Linked DNA regions of Mus musculus: region 2 is linked to region 1. The links are chromatin loops, found by intact Hi-C in ENCODE. Cell type or tissue: left cerebral cortex. All regions are shown on one strand. Each heading gives the region's core, and the rest is flanking DNA. Links, peaks and the distances in the headings are about the cores only. Region 1 overlaps Zhx3 (zinc fingers and homeoboxes 3). Region 2 overlaps Zhx3 (zinc fingers and homeoboxes 3).

Region 1 (11,182 bases), core at 4,148-6,647:
CATAATGGAGTCATAGTCCTGGTTGCTTGGCCACTGTGTTTGGACAAAGAGCTGCCGAAGCAAATGACGCTGCTGTGCGGTCTTTTTGTAGCTTACTTTGCTTGGTGGCTGTTCTACCAACTTGTTCAAACCATCTTCCTCAGGCTCACAGACACCCATCCCTGGAAACTCACTCTTGCCACTGGCTTCAGTGACCCGCAGGTTCTTGAGGTTGATTTTGATGGGGCTGACCTTCCGTTCTGCCAAGGCATGGCTAAGAAACATTTCAGGAGAGCCATTTTCACCAGGGACCCTCAGCTCATTGGCCAACTCTTCATCTCTACCCTCCTGCTCAGCACCCTCCTCCTCCTCCTTAGGCATGTGCCCATCAGCTTTCTTTGTCTCCTCAGTATTCACCTTTTTCCGCCTCTCTGAGAACCAGCCATCAATTTCCCTTCGAGTCATTTTCGTTTCACTTCTTAGGCGGTCCAGCTCCTCCTCGGGGGGAAGTGGGTTTTGTGCAAAGCTGTTCTCTAGGACTCGCAGCTGCTCTGGGGCTCTTTCTTTGTATTTGGTTGGTGTGAAGTCTGGGGTCTGGTGCCAAGATTGTCGTTTGGTGGCAGGGTGGCTTACTAGTGAGGTTGCTGTTGGGATACAGGTCACCTCTGGAACTTTAGATGCCAGGGGAAAGGGCACCTCTGGCACAGAGTCAATGAGAACAGAGCCATGCTCTCCGGGCATCATGGCCCTGGAGCCCTTCAGATTCCGGCAGTGATATCTCCGGTCACTGAACCACTTCCGCACCTCTCTGGTACTGAGGCCTGTCACTTTGGTCAGATGCTCTACTTCACTCTGCCCAGGAAACTGGTTCCGACAGAAGCTTCCTTTCAGAGCCGAGAGCTGTTCATGAGACTTCTTATTTTTGTAGATGTTTGCATCAAGGAAAGCTTGGGAAGTTATGCTGGGGCATGCTGTGAGGAGTGACTGGGCTGCATTGACAACTTTCACAGCTGATGCCGAATTTGAACACACAGTGTTAATGGGTGCCACAGTTGGCTTGGGAACAGATGCAGTTGTCAGAGGGAGAGATGAGCTTGATGCTTGTAACCCATTGGCCATCAGTGGTTGAGTGACCAACAGCCCCCCTGCTGTGCCCTCAGGCTGTCCCACAGCATGACCTGGGAGAGTAGCCTGGATGAGGTGCTGTACATTGCCAGCACTGGCAACAAGCGGGGTGTTTAGAACTGTGATTGTGGGCTGAGGCACAGACTGGATGACTGTATTGAACATCTTTTTCCTGGCATCTTCAATCTCCTCAGGAGACCAGCTGATTCCTTGCTTCAGCCTCTGGGCTGTGAACCAGATTTTAAGCTGTTCTTCTGGATACTTGGTCACCACAGTCAAATAGCAGAGCTCAGCTTTGGTTGGGTAGGGGAATTTGTGGAAGGAGTTCTTCAGAAAGCTGTTGGAGTCCATAGCTGCATTATATGTTGGGATGCTGCTCAAGGGGATCATGACTTTCGGAAGGGTCTTGGATGTAGGCAGGGGTTGGTGGGTGTGGTGTTGGGCATGTACTGGGGGCTGCTGCTGGAGGGAGAGGAACTGTGCTATACCAGCTGGCAAGACAGGCACTGTTCCTATCAGGGGCCCATTGGCAGCAGGAGGGGGTTTTGTGGACTTAGCAGATGCCTGACTGCCTGGAGCTGCCCCATTGATGAAAGTGTGGTCCCCCTCTTTAACCTCTCTCTCCCCTGCCAATGGCTTAGGCAAGGCCTCACTCCCAGGCTGATTAGGAGCGTTCTCTTTAAGCATATGGATTTTTTTGGCTTCAGCTTTGCCTTTCATTATCTTCATGATTGGAGTCTTGGTAATGATGATTTCAGTCCCTTCCGTAGTAGACTCACCTGCTAGGACAGATGAGCTAGCACTGTCAGGGACACTCTGCTCCACTACTACATGATTGTCTGGCTTGGTCACATTCCACAAAAAGCTGGCTTCCCCTGAGTGACACTTGGCATTATGCAGGGAAAGTCCTTCAGGGTTTTTTGCCAGGAAACTGCACCCTGTACATACAAAAGTTGGGTCTTTATTAAAGTCTGTGTGCTCTGAGTTCATATGTCCTATAAAGTGGGTCACATCCTGGGACCTGAACTCACACTCTTTACAGCAATATACATAGCCATCCAAAGTGCTCCGGTGCCCATTTGCCAGGGCAGAGCCATCAGTGCTGCTGGGGTTTGGGGCTGCCTCGCTGCTCGCATCAGGTGCCTCTGAGGGAAGATCCTGCTGGGGACCTTCAGGCAGAGACTCCACAGGCTGAGGCTCTGTGCTGGCACCCGGCAGCACCACGGTCTTAACGGGGATCATGCATGGGGTGGTGGACTTCCTTTTGCTGGCCATGGCGACAACCACTTCAGGTAACCAGTAGGCAAGAAAGCCTTGTAGTACAAATTCCAGCTACTCCATGAGGCCCTGGGAAGTGCTTCTAAGGTCAGTTTTGTCAGTTATTTGCAGAAAGCCACTTTTCCTTAAGCCTGGAGAAAAAGAGAAAAAAAGTATGATGAAGATCTTACAGTCTCTGAATCTATCTGTTTTTCAGGCCCCTTATCACATACTGCTCACTTTATATCTTGTGAGTGTTCACAAGGAGCTGGTGTGCTTCTTAGCTATGAATTGTAAGGCAGGAACACCTTGGTAGTTGTCCTGAGAATGAGCTTGGATGCTCTGTACCATTTGATATGTTTAAATTGTACACTTTTTTCTTTGTTCATCTCCCTATATCTTTGCATTAAGTAACTCAGCTTATAGTAAGGAAAGGAGGAGGGAAGGAGAACCATTCTTTTTGAGTCTAAAAATTAATTCTGACCAGTTTAGACTGAGAACAAAAGACCCAGTGTAATTCCTGTTTAAACATTTGGGCCAACAAGGGTTTTTCTTTTCATAGTCTTCCCACATACAAGAACATGACAATGCCTCTGTCTCCTTCAAACTGGGCCCAGAGACCAAGTCAAGTTTCAGTATGGATGCAGGCAGGGTGTAAGAGCCAAGCCTGTCTTTCCTGCTTGTTGTCCTACCACCTGTATTCCCAACAATGGGAAAGCTGTAGTTCCTCCCTGTGCCTACGACACTGTCACCTAGGCAAGCCAAGGATCAGAGGGTGCTCACACATCCAGTGAAAGACTCCAAGAGGAGCCCCTCGCTCAGGCCTCGGGATAATAGTGAACACCCAAAAACTCACGAGAGACCAAACTTGATGCAAACCACATGAGGCTTTATTTGGGGAAAGTCAGAGCTCTGGGGACAACTCATATCCCACACAGGGGTAGAGGAGTTGACCACGAGGGGAAAGGGGTCCCAGTTTTTATAGGCCCTCAGGGGGGAAAGGATAAGGGGAAAGTAGGGGATTTCCAGATCTAAACAATGTCTATTCTCAAGAAATGGGTACGGGAGGGGTACAAGGAAAGAGGCTGGTGCAGGTGTAGCAACTCCAGAAGCAAGGAGGAGGACAGGATATGCCCATCATAGAAGGTCTCATTCTGATTAAGTCCATTTTCCCTGTAGGCTACATTTACCCTGAATATCTATATCTATATCTATATATATATAATACTACAGCACACACAGCCCTTTTATTTTCACATCTCCTTATGCATGGTTCAGAGTTTTGACAGTTATTCCAGTGGATTTGGTGGGTGGTGGTCATTCTTCCCATCTTTTTCTTTATTCTACTTTATGTCTTATTCTTTCTCCTCCTTTTTTTTTTTTTTTTTCTTTTGAGACAGGGTTTCTCTGTGTAACCGCCCTAACTGTCCTGGAACTCACTCTACAGACCAGGCTGGCCTCAACCTCACAGAGATCTGCCTGCGTGTGCCACCACGACGTGACTTGACTTTTCTTTTTTAAAAAGCATTAAAGGATATCTTAGTAAGGACTACTGTGATGAAACACCATGACCAAATGTAACTTGGAGAGGAAAGGGTTTACATGGCTCACACTTCCACATCGTAGTCCACCACTGAAGGAAGTCTGGGCAGGAACTCAAACAGGGCAGGAACCTGGAAACAGGAGTTAATACAGAGACCAGGGAGGAGGGGTGCTTACTACTGGCTTGCTCAAACTGCTTTTTCTTTTCTTCTTTTCTTTCCTTTCCTTTTCTTTCTCTCTCTCTCTCTCTCTCTCTCTCTCTCTCTCTCTCTCTGTTTTTTATTTTTAAGATTTATTTATTTCAGCACTAGGGAGGCAGAGACAGGAGGATTTCTGAGTTCAAGGCCAGCCTGGTCTACAGAGTGAGTTCCAGGACAGCCAAGGCTATACAGATAGTTGTGAGCCATCATGTGGTTGCTCCAGCCCAACTCGCTTCAGCCGAATATTTAAGTACTCTGTAGCTGTCTTTCAGACACACCAGAAGAGGGCGTCAGATCTCATTACAGATGGTTGTGAGCCACCATGTAGTTGCTGGATTTTGAACTCAGGATGTTTGGAAGAGCAGTCAGTGCTCTTAACCACCAAGCCATCTCTCCAACTCCTCAAACTGCTTTCTTATAGCACCCAGGATCACCAGAACAGCACAACCCGCAATAGGCTGGGCCCTCCCACATCAATTGCTAATTAAGAAAATGCCTTACAGGCTTGCCTACAGCCGACTCTTACAGTGGCACCTTATCAGTTGAGGCTCCCTCCTGTCTGCTGACTCCAGCTGTGTCAATCTGTCATAAAATCAACCAGCCTGAAGGGTATTTCAATGTTAGAATGATTCTTACTTTTTTCTCACTGTCAGATGAGGGGCAGTGGCCCAACAAGATGGCTTAGTAGGTAAGGGAGCTTGCTGCCAAGCCTGACATGCTCTATATTTAGTACCCACATCGTAGAAGAAGAAAACGAGTCCCACAAAGTGTCTCCTGACCTCCATTTGTACACTGTGGCATGTGTGCCCATGCACAGGAAAAAAATGATATAAAATAATAAAAAAAGAAGATAAGCTGTATTTTTCCTGTTACAGCTAATAGAGAACTGTCACAGTGGGATAGAATGAGTCAACAGCACGCTACAACGGAACAGCACACATAGGAAACCATCTTCCATCAGGAGTGTGTGTGGGCAAGACTGTGGTAATACAGCAGACCTGCTGGTTGGAGTAGTCAGAGTTCTGTTGAAAATAAAGAGCTTACACAAAGTTCAAATCTGTCTAACCCTATGTCTGCCAGTGGTAAAGAATGGCAGAGCCCAGAGCTGAGCTAGTTTAACCCACTGAGTGCGTATAGGTCTTAATACTTTCTGCATTTAAAACTAAAATTCAACCGAGAGCACAGGGCCTAAGCTCTCTGCTTTCACCCCTCAAACAATTCTTGTTTCTGTCAAATCACCAACAGAAATAGCCTGTTCCACTCAGATGTTATCACTTCTAAAGCGAATGCTACGTTATTCTTCAAGCTCAGAAGGGCAAGCATGTTATAAACACAGAGGCCCCAGAATCAGAGCTACTTAAAGACTCAGTCTAGCCAGCCTAGCCTCTGTATGAGGTTCCTTCAATGCACCACTACTTGGTGGTTAGAACAGTCATTGTCTGAGCATCTCCAGAGACAAGGAGCTCAATACTTAGCACCAATGGAAAGGGTCTTAGAATAGTATTATATAGTGAGCACACATACAAATACCTTTATGTAGGTTAGATTTGTTAAGTTTATGCCATCTCTGAACTCAAGAAGCTAATGGTTATTAGGACCATTAATACTGAGGCTCACTTTCCCAGACTCATTGGAATTAATTCCCTGTCTAACCAAGGTTAGGTGTAATCAATGAAATGTGAGAAAATGTGTTACTCCAGGGGGCACTTTCAGGAAAGTATCTGCTTTGTTTCAGCAGTTACTCTTGGGCCTGTTCACTGGCACTGTCTCAGACAGTGACTACTCACCCAGTCCTAAAAGAAGAGCTGGGAGTTGAGCACATAGCTCAATGGAAAAGCACTTGTTTAACGTGTACAAGGCCGTTTTCAATTCCCAGCCCTGGGACATCAGCTGGGACATGAAGAAGTGAGATGTCTTGTGTATATGGGGAAGTATATTCCAGGCAGAAATAGCATCTGGCAGTAGGTGTTGAAATGGTGGCAGAAGCAGAGAGAGGGCAGAAAGAGACCAGGTTAAAGAGCTGTGGGGGTGGGATAGTGCAGACAGACAATGATGTTAAAATTTCTCTGAGACAGGCAATCCAAAGGAGGACTTTAAATACAGGGCTAACAGGATCTGCCTTGTGTTTAGTTCAGCATGGCGTCACTGGCTGTACTAAGAACAAACTGGGAAAAGCCAGAGGCTACACAGGGGCATCTATGAGAATATGGAAGAAGTCCAGGCAGGAGACGACAGTGGCTGGCATCAGGCTGGGAGAAACTGAGGCAATGAGGGGTAGCTGGGTTCTGAAAACTCTTTTGAAAGTACAGGGTATGTGTTCTGTGTCCATGTGAATGGAGACAGACTTCAACTTGGTGAGTAGGATGATGGTATTACTATTAACCAAAACATATTTGGAACTAGTAAGCACCATGCAGAAAGCAAAAGGAGCTCTGAGCTGCTGATAGTGGAATCTGTTCTAGAGGAAACTAGATTGAGCTGGTTTTCTCCCAAGTGTTTTGGGGAGCAAATGGATCAGACTGCTAATGAGCAGAGAGGCTGTGAAATGCCAATGTCCCCAGTGAAAAAGACTCTAGTCTTTGCCAAAACCCACTCAAACCCACAGAAAAAATACAGGAAGTGGGGTGAGACTTAAGGGGTTGGGGTAGGGCTGGGAGCAAGGCTAGGGTAGCAGAAGAGGCAAGTGGCCAGCACTTGTTCCACGGAGGTGTGAGAAAGCTGCTTTCAAAGTAAATTTGTTACTGGGAAACAGACTTGAATCCTAAATTTTGTTTCAAATACAAAAGTAAATTACTTTATTAAATTTAAACTAAAAGATGTTAAAGCATTATAAATGGTTTGTTCTGGATGTGCTTTTACTTCTGAAATTACATTTGTTTTGTTTTAATTGAAAATTTCCAGTGTAAGCCACATAGTTTTCAAGTTAAATAGCTTGCAGGCTGGCATGCTTACAAGAATCTCTGAAGAACATTTATTTAGAAAATAAAAGCCCTCCCTGGCTCACCCTGCAAATCCAGCATCCCTCCTCATCCTACAGACTTAGTCTCATTGACAACTGTCTTCACTGACCTTATTACAAAGTCCACAAGATCAGACGTACAGCACTTCATTCTATCACTGTGAGGAATACAGAACTATCTGCTTTTCTTTTGCTTGCTTGGGAAAAACCAGTGACATCTGAGGTTATATCCAGTGGGTAAGGCTTCAAAAATAGATATGCTCACTCACCATTTATAAAATCCACTAAAACAAAAATGGAAATGTTCTCTTTTATTCAACTCAGCCACTCTCGTATAAATAGGAACTCAGCCTATTGATAAACCCACACATATATAAAGTATGGAATACATAGCCAGCACTGGGACAACAACAGATGAGAAACAACCTAATCGATTATCAAAAAGAGACAGTCAAATCAATTATAGCATATCTAGAAAGTGGAATAATATGCACGTGTGAAAAATACAAAGGCACTACATTTATACTGCCATTAGCTAACCATTAGCCTCCATGGACCCCCTAATTTCAGAACAGTATGAGTATTCTATGGATTCAAAACAAAAAAGTTAAATTTAACCAAATGCTAAAATGACACATTTCCCAGAACTTTTAATTGCTACAGAAACAAGTAAGAATGTAGTAGGCTAGTGGGGTTGAGCCTTAGATCATTCAAATAGGTGACAGGGATGGTAAATCACATTCCTATATACCCCAAATATCTCGACGCTGACAAACTTTAGGGGGGTAGATGCTGTAGTACTATGCATGGGCACTGCCCCTACAGGATGCAGTACCCAAACACAATCTGTGTTTGCCTGCATGTTAAAGCCATAGCTCTAAGGGAACTCAGAAGCACCCACTGTTGAGGAAGGGGGAAAGGGTGCAGCCCAGATGCCTTCCCAGATAGACTTTCACATGGCCTGCTCTGCAGGCTCTTATGAGGGTCAACAAGGCTCAGCTGATCACAACTGTGATGTTTACTTTCTTAGTTGATCTCCCTGGTAGGCACAGATAACTTAACTGTTTACTACACAACCAACAAGTTCTTTCTGTATTTGACTTGTCTCATGGTTGAAGGTCTTCATCTTACACTTTAGTAACTGCCTGTGCAGTGTAAGCACCTTCAATTCATTCTGCAGACTCTCTTGGGATCAGTTCTTTGAGCACAGCCAATCACCAAACTATATCCTCAGTCCTTTGCGCACATAAAAATTTGTGTCTGTCTTTTCCAAATGTGGCAATTAGAAATGAAAGAAGTCCTCAATTTGCAGCTCACCCAGAAGAGAAGTCAGTGGGAACCGTGTCTACCATTGTGATACCTCCCACATCTATGTCAAAATCTTGTTTCATTTTTTTTTAAGGAAGCACTGCTGGGCTGGGCAGACAGGGATTATCCTACCACAGGCCCTGGTCATTCAGGCAGACATTCCTAATACTTCCAAACTTTCTGACCTTTTCCTCTTCAAATTCTACCATGTCACACAATGCTTGGCATATAATGATAGTTTTTAGTTATTAAACACATGGATAAATGGGATCTAGGCATGGAGTTAAGAATTCTAATACCTGGACGTGGTGGCGCACGCCTTTAATCCCAGCACTCGGGAGGCAGAGGCAGGCGGATTTCTGAGTTCGAGGCCAGCCTGGTCTACAGAGTGAGTTCCAGGACAGCCAGGGCTACACAGAGAAACCCTGTCTCAAAAAACCAAAACCAAAAACAACAACAATAACAACAACAACAAAAGAATTCTAATAGCACAGCGCTATCTGTATTGGCTTACACTATAGCTCGCATGAGCTGAAGCCCTAGTTCAGGATGTAGTCCAAGCAGATGAGAGTCACACGCAGTCTGTACCTTCATCATCTGCCGACATTACTACTAACCAGGGTTACTACTAACCAGGGTTACTACTAACCAGGGTTACTACTAACCAGGGTTACTACTAACCAGGGTTACTACTAACCAGGGTTACTTAGTACAAAAACTATTGGCTTTCTATTGTCTGGTTCTTTTCACTCAGCTGTCTCAATGTCCTTTTATGTTGTAATACTGTATCACAATGCCCTTCCTTTTGAAGACTAATATTCCACTCTCTATATCCATCACATTCTTTTTTATCTCCTTGTCTGTCAGTGGACATTAGGCTGTGTCCACCTCTTAACTCTTGTGAATAATGCTTCGAAATAGGAGTTCATAAGTGAATAAACATATGCTTTTCCTTAGTCCTCCCTCCCCAATCCTATGATGCTGGTGGGGCAGCAGCTGCAGGTGTCATCAGCTGGCCTTATCTTTTAGTTCTTGTCATTAAACTAGCTTCCTCTAAAGCTTGTTTCCTAGTCCTTTTTAATGACAGTTTGGTTGTCTTCTTTTTAAGTGAACTCTGTTGGCATTTCCTCTAGGCTCTACCCCACAGTTACTTAGCAACAGTTAGGTATGCCTGACTCACTATAAAAGGGTCTACTTGCCCCCTTCTCACTCTCCTGCTCTTACTCCCTTACTTTCTGTCCCTAGTCTCCCTATCCCCCGCCCCCATGTGCTCATGGCCAGGTTCTACTCCATTCCTCTACTCTTTCTCTTTCTTTCTCTCCCTTTCTACCTTTCTCTGTCTCTACTCCCCCCTCAACTCCCCTCTCCATGCCCTAAATAAACTCTATTTTATAGTATACCTTCGTCTTGAGGCTGGTACCTCAGGGGGAAGGGATGCCTCAGCATGGGTCAGCAGAGGCACCGCCTTCTCCCATACCATACTGTGCCTCCACTAAACATATCCCTGGCTTCCTTTTCTTTTTATAAAGAACAACAAACTCAACAAGTTAATTTTTAAATTTATTCTACTTGTCAAAGGGGGAAGAAAGCTATTGAGCCCTTTCTTGCCTTTTCTGTTAAAAAAGTTCTAGTTCCTTCATCCAGAAAAAGGCAGTGCTCCATCAGGGAAAAGTTGCAGAAGTACAGGCTCCAGTCTCTAGAAGCAAAGGCCAAACTCTAAAGTACACACTCACTTCTGGAGGTGTGTTCTGAATGCTGTTAAGGTTACCATTTCTTTCTTGATAGGCAACCTTAAATGCCATCCAATGGGTTGCTCAGCTTAAGAGTCAGGATACATCTACAAAATCCACTTCTGATCTTCTATCAAACTACCAGGCCCAACTGTACTTCATCAGTAAAGTTCCATATTTTCCCAGAGCTCTTCAAGATCATAGTCATGTCCAGCCTCTTTTTAAAATGCACCAGTACTGCTCACTAGGCTTCTTTCTCCATGGTCCGATGGCTTTCCAAAAGCTACACTTCCTCATCCTACCCTGGGGGTTAGGATTTCGATGCATAGGTTTGGGGGACACAAACATTCAGAGCACTGCACCAGATGTCCAAGCAGAGATCTCCCTGTCACTCCCACATCATGTGCCCTGCTCCGTTCTTCCCCTATGTGCTGTATTAGTAGGCTTTGTCCTCTCTGACCAAAACAGCTTGAGAACATGGATTACCTACTTGTCTAATTGTTGTGACAGACTTCCTGACAAAGGCACTGAAGGAAGGGACTTGCTGTGGCTCACAGTCCAGGGCACAGCTCACCACACCACTTTTCACTCTTGAATGTGTCCCTTGATAAGTAGAACTCAAGATTTTGAAGTAGTTCAATTGGTCTTATCACCTTCTGTCTATCTTTTCAGTGTCATAGATAAGAAAACATTACCTAATCTAATGCAATACAGATTTTTTCCCCCTGTGTTGTCTTCAAAGTGTTTTATAGTATTAATTTTTTAATTTGGTCTTTGATCCATACTGCATTCATTTTTCCTGCATGGTGAAAGGGTCTAGCTTTATCTATCTGCACAGGGATATCTAGTTTTCCCAGCACCATTTGTTAAAAGGACTGTCCTTTTTCCACTAAAAAGAATGATCAAAGATCAACTATGTGTGTATCCTGTTAATTTCTGAGCTCTCTATTTTATTCCATTGATCTATGTTTCCATTAACAATTTTAATATTGATATATATTGAAATTATATTTTAAATAAATTAAATAATGCTTTATTTGTTTTGTTTTTCAGTTGGACTGCTAGAACATTTAAAACCACAC
Region 2 (11,182 bases), core at 5,605-8,104, 65 kb after region 1:
AGTTAGGGTCATTACTATTGCTGTGATGAAACACAATGACCAAAAGCAACTTGAAGAGGAAAGGCATTATTTCACTCGTAGTTCCATATAACAGTTCATCACCAAAAGCAGTATGGGCAAGAATTCAAGCAAGGCAGGAACCTAGAGCCGGGGAACTCACACAGAAGCCATGGAAGAGGGTGTTGCTTAAGAACTTGCTTTCATGGCTTGCTCAGCATGCTTTCTTATAGAACCCATGACCACCAGTCCAGGGATAGCACCACTCATCCTGGTTTGGGCCTTCCCCCATCAAACACTAATTAAGAAAATACCATACAGCTGAATCTTATAGAGGCCTTTTCTCAATTGAGGCTCCCTCCACTCCTGATAACTCTAGGTCATGTCAAGTTTACATAAAGCCAGCCATCACAGGAACTATAAGCCAAAATAAGTCTTTCTTCCATTAACTTGATTCTGTGAGATAGCCATTGTTGGATTAGCTGGATCATAGCTGTACATCAATCTAATAAATCTCTAATTCTAAGAAATCTGATCTATATTACCTTTGATAATTTTTGCATGTAAATTAATGCTTTCATCATGATTGTTTTCTTATAATAGACCTCAAGAATTTGAAAATTCTTGGGTCAAAGCATTTCTAAAAACATTCTAAGACCCATCTGGCCAAGCTACACTGTGCCACTTTGCATTCCACTAGAAGTATGTCTTCTACTCTTTTGCCTGCATGCAATGTCCTATACTCTGTATGCAACACTTTCCACCCCTCATCCACTCCCTATCATAACATCCACACCCATACACACAAACATGTTTTGCTAATTTGATACAAGAAAACAGCATCTAACAGCTTCAAATGCATTTTTCATTAACAGAATAGAATTGTTTTTTCCATTTGGTTAAATCAGCCATTGCCCCTCTTCTGTGGCTAGTATGCTAAATTCCTTGGACACGTTTCAGAAATAATCAAAAAGTGTCAAGAATTTTTGGTTCAGCATTGTACATGTGTAATGTCAGGTCTGCCCAAAAATGCATGAATAAGACCAGAAGTGGACAGCTGGAGTGTTCTATCACTCTCCACACTATTTTTTGAGACATAGCCTATCTCTGAACCTGATGGTTACTGTTTTTCAGTTTAACTGGCTGGCCTTGGTATCCATCTGTCTCTGTACTCACAATATACCAGTTCTGTGGTCACAGACACACCCCATCCCTAAACTTTTTGTGTGGATACTAGGGATCTAATAAACTCACACTGCATAGCAAGCACTTTACCAACTATCTCTCTAGGCCCCTCTTCCATCTCTTAAAATGTCCTATGTAAAATACCGATTATAAGAATATATTATAAAAGGATTATACTGTGGCACAGTATAACAGAAAAAGGTTATCAGAGTGATGACTGACGATATAAAAAAATTAAAAATCAAGATCATGTAGAAAAAAACTCAATCTGAATCAAGCAAAAAGAAAGAACCCCCAAGAATGTGTGTTTACCCACAGAACCCTGGGGAAAGCAAACCTGAATTCACACAGTAGAAGCTGATGTGGAAGTAGAAGGGAGACAGGGATCGCCGAGAGAATAATTAAAGGTCTAGTGAACAGCTGCATCCTCTAATGTTCTCATAAGGAAAAGCCAGTAGAACAGCTCTCTACAATGAAGGAGGGAATGAGCTGGGGAGACCACCCACATAGGTGCTAGGACTACAGAGTGAAGAAATAGCAGCACACAAGGCATGTGCACATGCACGAGCGCATGTACACACACACAGGGGGAGGGGGGAAGATGGAGGAGAAGAGGGGGAGGGAGAGAGAAAGAGAGAGAGGGAGAGAGAAGCTGGCTCTAAATCCAGTACTTCTTAGGACAAGGGTACCTGTAGCTTGAATCTACTTCTGAAAGAATGGTCATTCCCACTTGAGTTAAAAGAACCCAGTTCAGCTACCAATATGATCACACAAAATTATCTGGGAGCTTCTTTAAAACATTCTCTAGACCACACAATTCAACTGAGCCAATACTGACAAAAGTGGGCCCAGGTTTGTATATTTAAAAGCTCTCTAGAAAATTCAGTGCAGTTATAATTTGAAAATTGCTTATCTGTCTCTGCTCCTTCCTGTTCCAGAGACACCCATGTCTTCTCATGCAGTGCCACCCCTATCCCTAAGACATAATGATGAAGATCAGAGTGAACATATTTGGCCTTATTGGGTACCAGGGCTTCCTTCAACTCCAGCAGACAGATCATTACCTCCTCACTGATCTCAACTACATGGCCTACAGGCTCTACATGGCAAGTTCCACAGCAGATTCAAGGCTGAGAAAGGAAAGCTTGTCATTTTCAAAGGTTGTCACCATCTTCCAGGAGTGAGATCTCACCAACATCAAGTGGGGTGATGCTGAGTTTGTTGTGGAGTCTATTGGTGTCTTTACCATCATGGAGAAGGCCTGTCCAACTTGAAGGGTTGGGCTAAAAAGGTCATAATCCCTGCCTTTTCTGCTGATGTCTCCATGTTTGTGATGGGTGTGAACCATGAGAAGTATGACAACTCACTCAAGATTGTCAGCAATGCTTCCTGTACCATCAACTTAGCCTCCCTGGCCAAGGTCATTCATGACAACTTTGGCATTATGAAAGGACTAATTACCACAGTCTATGCCATCACTACCACCTAGAAAACTATGGATGGCCCCTCTGGAAGCTCTAGCATGATGATCATAGGGCCGCCCAGATCATCATTCCTGCATCCACTGGTGCTGCCAAGGCTGTGGGCAAGGCCATACTAGAACCGAACAGGAAGCTCACTGACTTATGTGTTCCTATTCCAATGTATCTATCATGAATCTGACATATTGCCTGAAGAAAGCCAAGTATGATGACATCAAGAATGTGATGAAGCAGTCATCAAAGGGCCCACTAAAAGGGCATCCTTGGCTACACTGAAGACAAGGTTGTCTCCTGCTACTTAATAGTGATGCCTCCTCTTCTGCCTTTGATGATGGGGCTGAAATTGTTCTCAATGACAACTTTGTAAAGCTCATTTCCTGGTATGACAATGAATATGACTACAGCAACAGGGTAGTGGTCCTCATGGCCTACAGAGCCTCCAAGGAGTAAGGAGCCCTGGGCCACGTGCCCCAGCAAGAATGTAGGAAGAAAAAGGCCCTCAGTTACTGAAAAGTTCCTGTCCCAACACTAAGCATCTCCCTTTACAGTTTCCATCCCAGATCCCCAGGAGGAGGGAGGAACTTAGGGAACCCTACTCTCTTGAATACCATTAGTAGAGTTCACAACATCCCCCCACTCCCACAAAGAAAATTGCTTATCGGATCCTCTTTTATAAATGTTAACAGAAACCAAACTAACAAACACTAAGAAACCAACAGATTAAAATGAGGGCTGTATGCTCAATTGGTCTAAGACTACATAAAACTGGAGACGGTAATGTCAGCATGCTAGTAATCCTTGCACTTGAGAATAGATGTAGAAGGATCAGAAATTCAAAGTCATTCTTGGCTATATAATGAGTTCAAGGCCAGCCTGGGATACAAGAGATGGAAATGGGGTGGGGGGAGGGGGGGTTCAAGTAAGAGGGAGTGAAAAAAGACACTAACATAGTTGACTTAGGTTTCCAAAAAAGAGCACTCTGGGTGAAGTGTCAAATGGATAGTAGTAGGGCTAGAATATGAGCAGAAAAAGAAAACAAATGGCTGGTATAGAAGTCCGCTTTAGTGCCCACAGTGGGCTGCTGGCAATGGAGAAGGTTCTCTGTGTTCTGGAAGCAGGAGGCATCAGCAGGTTTCTGATGAGCTGCACATAAGGAACAGAGTTTAAGGATGGAGCTCAACTTTATGGCTTTAATTACTAAATCCAGGATAGTACTGTTTCCCAAAATGGAGACTGCAGGACAGTTCTGACAACATCAAAGACATGCCCAGAAGCTTTACAGAGCTTTTGCTCAGGATTAATGTTTTTAGATTCTGCAAATATCAAAGGAAATCATATATTTCTCTTCTCACCCTTCCTGCCAAGTAGAAATCTTCAATACATAGTTTTATGTATATTTAACACTAAGAGTAATGCCCCAGATGTCTACTAGGCTTTTAATACCTCTAATGAGGTTCAGATATCAGCTATAACCTAGAATCCTAAGTTCATTACATACAGTAAAGTGGGGCCAGTGAAAGTATTTAAAATAATAAATAGGCAATGGCTCATGGCTACTTTTTACTATTATTTACTAAAGATTACTCTAACAGTGAGAGGTTGGTATAAGCATACTAAAATGTAAATGCATATAAAAAGACATATCACAACTCCCTGACGTCCATCTGGTTGTGTGGCCTTGTGTACATGCACTCACAGAACAGTGGTTTTCTATTCCATGGAAATAACACACCTCTCTACTGCATCTATTCAGTTGTGTAGAGATCCCCAGAGTTCATGACACAGGGATTTAGCCCTCCACTGTGAAGCTGAATGTCCTATAGCATCAAGACTACTCACCACAAAGGGCAAAGGTAAGTACCTCTTCCAGGAAGCCTAGTCAATGAATGCTAACAAAACACAGCTATGAGCCAAAGGCAAGCATGAAGAATCACAATCTCCAATTTCTAACTTACTGTCTATTCAGACACAGCTTCTCTTAGCAATAGTAAATAGAAAACCATCTTAAAAATCTTTGGAGGACAAAGGGTTAGGAGAAAGGTCAAAGTGGAAAGCTTTGGATATGTTAAGTATATGTTTGGGTATTATATGCATAACTTTAAAAGAAAATGTAATACAATTTGGCTTCCCTATAGCAATAAAATTGTATTTCATGCTTCAACTATAAAATATAAAATACTTATTGTATAATGATTCTTAAATGTACAGCTATTGATCAAATAATTAATTTAAGTACTGCATTTGGTATTGATAAGGCACCAAGCAGAATGCTTTACTAGACTCTCTGACTCTCAGGCCACTGACTGTTGTGTTCATCTATGCTGTTCCAGTTGCTCAGGTCTCACTTTACATGCCAGCAATTCCCAAAGCCAGCTTCCTCTCACCATAGGCCAGCTGTACACTGCATATCAGCTCTTGGACAACCCAGTTCCTCTGAAGCTCCTTTGCTTGTGCCAAACCAAAATCAGCCTCTTCTTCAGAACCGATCCATCTCTTCCCCTGCCCACCTCGATGTACAAGCAACAACCAATCCTATGTCTTTCCACTATCTCCAGTTTCCTAAGAGTATCAATACCTATTAGTTTCCCTTCCTGAGATTTTCTTTAACATGTTGGCTATTCAGTTACAGCTGCTCAAAGAAACAGCCTTTCTCACCAAGACTGCAGTCTTCAAACTCTATGCATTTTGTTTTCTACATGAGAGGAAGAGGGAGGCTCTCAGCTGCTAGGAAATCCCTGCCTCACTCAGCTCCCCAACACACTGAACATTGTTCTCAGTCTTTGTACCTGAGATCCTCAGAAGAAGGGGAAGGGCTTAGGTAGCCCCACTCTTGTATATACTATCAATAAAGCCCACTGTTATGCCCAAAATGAGAAAGAAGAAACTTACAGAAGTATTTTTAAAATAATTGTGCTTCACTTCTTACCAAACAAGTACAGTCAGGTGACCGTGCTCCTCTTGTTTTCTAACTCCACAATTAGAATGTTTGTCCTCTGGCTTTGAAAAACAGCACTGGGACACACATTTATGTGACTGAAAAAACTGTAACTCAGTTGTTCCAGAACTATTCCATTTTTAGTTTCTTGTAAGGGAAACGCTTACCAATTTGTTTTGAAATATTATAGCATTCTTTGAATTATAAAAGTGTGATGCAGAGAACTATAAATGAGACATTCACATATGAAAGATGACTTCATCAGTTATCTTCATATAAACTGTGTACATGTACATAAAATGTAAAACCTCAAACTCAATTATGGAGTGCCTTTTAGCTGTTCCACTTTCAATAAAGTTTTTGCATGCACATTATATATAATTTAGTGTTACTGAAATGTTTATATACTATAGTTTTCCTTAATGGTATCTAGAGGTCCTTTGTATTTTGTTATGGAAGTTAAAATATATATTTTCCTCAGAAATTATAGTTAAAAATATAAAGTATTTTAGTCAAGCATGGTGGAGACAGGCAGATCTTTTTGAGTTCCAGGCCAGCCTTGTATAGAGTGAATTCTAGGCCAGTCAGAGCTACACAGTGAGACTCTGTCTCAAAACAACAACAAAACAATAAAAGGAAAATAATTAAATAAAATTAGCTAATTATGAATCCCAGCTAACAGATTGAGCAGTTCAAGACAAAACATTTATTTTCCTAAGCTATTCTACTAAAACCTTGATCTTCTTTGTAGCTAAATACTTAGATTTTAAAGGAAATAATGCTAATATTAGTATCAGGAACCTGACTCTTGGATGCTGCTGTCGCCAACACCTAAGGTTGTTGCATAACCACAGACAGGCAGCTCATCTGCCTAAGCCTTGGTTTCCTCATTTAAAAAGTAAAAGGGGGAACTCACCCACTAACAAGATGATACTAAATTTAGTAAGTAAACATCATCAAATTATTTCCCAGGGAATCCTGGGTTAATTTAGCACTTGAATAATTCTATCAAAGAAGACAAAAATAGTGCTACAGTTGGATGTGTGAGCTCCAGCCTGTCCTCCTCTTACTCTGTGCTGCCCACTAGCTGGTGACACTGCCTGTGCCACCATCAGAAATTCACAATGTAAGCGTTTTCATTTGTAGAACAGAAACAGTAGTGGTGTCTATCTCAGAGAGTTCCTGAGGATTACGTAAGATAATACTTAGTAAATGCATAAAGTCTACCTACCAGGGTAAAAGCTCATCAGGGTTAACCATTGGTACAAGTTGGTATTAGCTAACAATTCAGTCCTAACATTGATACAGGTAAGAAAAATCTACAATGGCATCAGAATAATAGCCAATGTTTATAATGTTCTTTTTTGCATATTTGTAAAGTCTTTTAAATTAAATAGAATAAAACAAAAAGAAAGCAATAATTTCCATTACCACAAATTTGCCACTTATAACTGAAAACATTTAAGTGATATGTTAAAGTTGCTTATGTCTCACTCTCTGTGTTAGGCACACTCTGAGATGGTCACTAATGATCTTTGCCTCCTGGTATTCATGCCCTTGGGTAACCTCCTCTGCTGCAATGTGGGCCAGTTTACTGACTCACTTCTAACAAATACAGCAGATGTGCTGGAGCGTCATTTCCAAAACAAGGTTATAGAGGGGCTCTGGCTTCCGTCTCAGGTGTTTTCTTTCCCTCTTAGATCAAGCTACCTATGAGAAGTCAACATTAAGTCATTAAGCAATCATGGGTACTTGTGAAGAACTAAAGCTAGCAACAACAGCACTTAAATTCGAATTTAGAGTGACGCAAACACTTTTGTTTTTTAAATTTCAATTTGACTGTAACTCTAGACCCTATTATTTATGGATTTGAGATCTCCATTATGGTGGTGACTTTTACACAGTAGCATCATCCCTGTTATCTAGAAAAGTGACTGGCCCACAATAGTTGCACACAGTTTAACTATATGCTAGTTACAAATTAAGACAAAAGAACTGAAGATTTTCAAAATTTGCTGAAGAACAACACATAGAGGTTCATAGACAGAAATTAGCCTACAAAAGACTAGTCTTATCTGGTTAGGACAGTATTTGGAAAAACTACACTGACATAGGTACAATTAGCCAGATACTACCAGTCCTGTTTGGAGGTTGTTGTTTTCTAAAGATATATTTTTAAAATTATGTGTATGGGGAGTGTGCATGTTTAAGTAATGCTGCAAGATGTACAAAAGAGGACATCTGATGTTATGGCAGGTTGAATAAAAATGGCACCCACAGGCTCATAGGGAATGGCACTATTAGGAGGTGTGACCCTGCTAGAGGAAATGTGTCATTCAGACAGACTTTGAGGTTTCAGATGCCCAAGCCAGGCTCAGTGTCACCCTCTCTTTCTGCTGTCTGTGGATCTAAATGAAAAACTCTCAGCTACTTTTCTAGCACCATGCATGCTGCCATGATTCCCACAATGACAATAATGGACTAAAACCCTGAACTGTAAGCCAGCCCCAATTAAATGCTTTGCTTCGTAAGAGTTGCCAGAGTCATGGCAGCATCTATTCACAGCAATAAAACTCTAAGGCAGATGTCCTGGCATTACAGGCAGTTGTGAGATGCCCAATGTGAGTACTGGGAACCAGATTCAGGTTCTCTCCAAGAGTACTACTCACCCTTTAACCACCACTGAGCTATGTCTCCAACCTGTCAGTCCTACCTTTAGATTATCTCCCCATGGTCCCCTTAGCCTATGCCTAGATATTCTGCATCATTAGAAATGTTGAAAAATAGGCTTGGAACGTTTCAGCACTAGAAATATGGGTATTCTAAATATTTGTAAAGCTCCTTTGAATTTCAGGGCTCTGTAATATTGCTTATTTGGGGGCATATATATAGTTCAATATTTAATGCTAGTAGTATATTAAACTAAATAGACATGCATGTTTAGAAACACTTGGAAGAAATCAGAGCATTTTTTAGACATGCTAATATACCCTAGAAAATATTCCTGAACAAATAACCATTTTTTAATTAATAATTTTATTTGTTTACATTTTCAAGTGATATCCCTATTCCTGGTTACCCATCCACACACCCCCATCTTATCTCCCCTCCCCTTTGCCTCTATGAGGGTGCTCCTCTACCCACTCGCTCACTCCTGCCTCACCACCTAGCATGCCCCTAATGCTGGGACATCAACCTTCCACAGAACCAAGGGCCTCCCCTCCTATTGATTTCAGATAAGGCTGTCCTCTGCTCATATGTACCTGGAGCCGTGGATCCCTTTATGAATACTCTTTGGTTGGTGGTTTAGTCTCTGGGAGCTCTGGGTGGTCCAGTTAGTTGATATTGTTCTTGCTATAGGGTTGCAATCTCCTTCAGCTCCTTCAGTCCTTCCCCTAGCTCTTCCATTGGGGTCCCCAGACTCTGTCCAATGGTTGACTTTGAATATCTACATCTATATTGGTCAGGTGCTGGTAGAACCTCTCAGGAAACAGCCATACCAGGTTCCTGTCAACAAGTGCTTCTTGGCATCAGCAATAGTGTGGGGGTTTAGTGTCTGCTGATGGGATTGATTCCTAGGCAGAGCGGTCTCTTTTTCAATAATCACTACATTACTATTGAATAATAATCTAATTCCAGTTGTGTTATCCAATGTCAAGTCCATGGATGAGTGGCTCCAAACTCAATGTCAGTCCAATAGAGAAGAAATAAAGATGCTTCTTGTTCCACTTCAAATCTGTAAGGGGCTGGTTATATCATGGTACTGAATACAGAATGGTGTCTCCCATTTTTTCTACAAAGGAGGTCTCTGTCTCCCTTGGGTAGCATGCTAAGGATATGACCATGCTCTACCAATTCAGGATTTGGATATGTCTACCAAATGTTTTAAAATTTGTCTCTTTCCTTTCAACAGTTTAATTAATGTCAGTTAAGACTGTCTTAAACAATCCAATGAGTCTTTCAAGCTTTTTGCACTCCAGGTGAAAATGCCACAGAGAAATGATTATATTTTACTTATTCACTATATTCCAAGTGGCTATCAGCAAGCTGACAAAAAAGAGGTAGTATTTAAAAATCTGAGCAAAAGGACAAAAATTTTACTTAGTAGAAATTTATCTCCATCCTGTAATCCATTAAAGAAATCACAATGAATTCTACAAAGTAAGTAGATGTAATAAATAGTTCTCTATCTTAGAATAATAATTATTTTTTGAAACAAAAATCACTGATAGAGTTTGGGGGTTGTAACTAAATAGCAGACTTCTGGTTTAGACTGCAGAAGGTTCTCCATCCCCCGCCCCCCCCATACACACACAAGGAAGGAGGGAGGGAGGGAGGGAGGGAGGGAGGAAGGGAGGGAGGGAGGGAGGGAGAGTTAAGTCTGAGAAAAGGGACATCTGTACTTCTGTGTTCTTAACCTGTGTTCTAGGATTAGGGGTTAGGGTTAGAATTACCCTGTGTTCTAAAGAATTCACTTGGCTAATCTTAAAGGCTCCTATCTACATGAGTATCTTTTCCATTTAAAAATGTTAATGCAGAGATGAATTCATTTTATAAAAATTTTGATAAAGTAAAAAAAATGCTGAATGTCATTAACATTTCTTATAATTTTATCAGTTATAGCATACTTTATAGACAAAGATTTTAAAACTGTCTGTTTAGGCTAGGGATATAGTTCAGTGGCAGAGTACTTGCTTGGCATGTTTAAGGTCCTGGATTCAATTCACAGTACCATATAAACAAAATTTTCATCTTTTTGGTAACCTTCTGGTATATGAAAATATACCAAAAACTAAACAAACAAACAAAAGACCCAATATAGATGGACAGTTCATCAAATGTCTAAATGACAAGCAACTTGAAAAGAGGCTGGTATGCTGGATGAGAGCTGCACTGTTGGAATCCAATAAACGTGAACAACGGGGTGGACAGCTCTTAAAGGCTAGTGAAACAACACCAACCTTGTTTTCTCTGCTTATCTAGTGAGCATCAGAAAGACTCTCCTGCTGGGTGGTGGTGGCGCACGCCTTTAATCCCAGCACTTGGGAGGCAGAGGTGGGCAGATTTCTGGGTTCGAGGCCAGCCTGGTCTACAAGGTGAGTACCAGGACAGCCAGGGCTATACAGAGAAACCTTGTCTCAAAAAAAAAAAAAAAAACCAAACCAAAACAACAACAACAACAACAACTACAACAACAAAAAAGACTATCCTGAGGGCATGATAGGAACTGCATAGCCAGCCAAATGTTGATGATTTGCATTCACAAGCAGTTTCACTCCAAAACTCCACCTTGCTACACACAGTATGATCCAGGAGATACCATACTATCAGCCTAACCTTTGAGAGAATTTGCTACATAGGTATAATCTCAGGGTGTACTCAGACCTACTGAATCAGAACCTGCACTGTAACTAAATTCTGAGAAGCACAGAATGAGGTATTATTGCCAATTTGGAGGGAGGTTTCCACAATGTTCCTCCTTGGATTTCCCTAAAGATGAGGATACTGAATGAACAGTTCATTAAGCTCATCAAGCAACACTAAAATAGAAGACAACAATGAACACAGCATTTTTTTTAATTAC

The links. A loop is a pair of places that touch in the nucleus more often than their neighbours do. Peaks named below come from ENCODE experiments on the same cell type or tissue, not always from the same donor. Only the 100,000 strongest peaks of a DNase experiment are listed, where the experiment ranks them.
Region 2: a loop joins it to region 1, with 1.9 times the contacts of the local background. A loop is called at or near these places in 2 of 42 quality-filtered maps.

What each region holds. Positions count from the first base shown.
Region 1 is chr2:160,779,867-160,791,048 of GRCm38, forward strand. Zhx3 (zinc fingers and homeoboxes 3) reads right to left here. Exons shown (of 4, transcript NM_177263.3): 3 at 1-2,513. The coding sequence starts at 2,379. Among named protein-coding and RNA genes, the nearest start is that of Plcg1, 54 kb to the left of the region's middle. In left cerebral cortex, for the core only: no CTCF peak of the experiment used is centred there; DNase peaks (open chromatin) are centred at 5,182, 6,075, 6,247 and 6,624; H3K27ac peaks cover 2,275 bases.
Region 2 is chr2:160,843,358-160,854,539 of GRCm38, forward strand. All of the region lies in intron 1 of Zhx3 (zinc fingers and homeoboxes 3), which reads right to left. Among named protein-coding and RNA genes, the nearest start is that of Zhx3, 24 kb to the right of the region's middle. In left cerebral cortex, for the core only: a CTCF peak has its summit at 6,679; a DNase peak (open chromatin) is centred at 6,674; H3K27ac peaks cover 351 bases.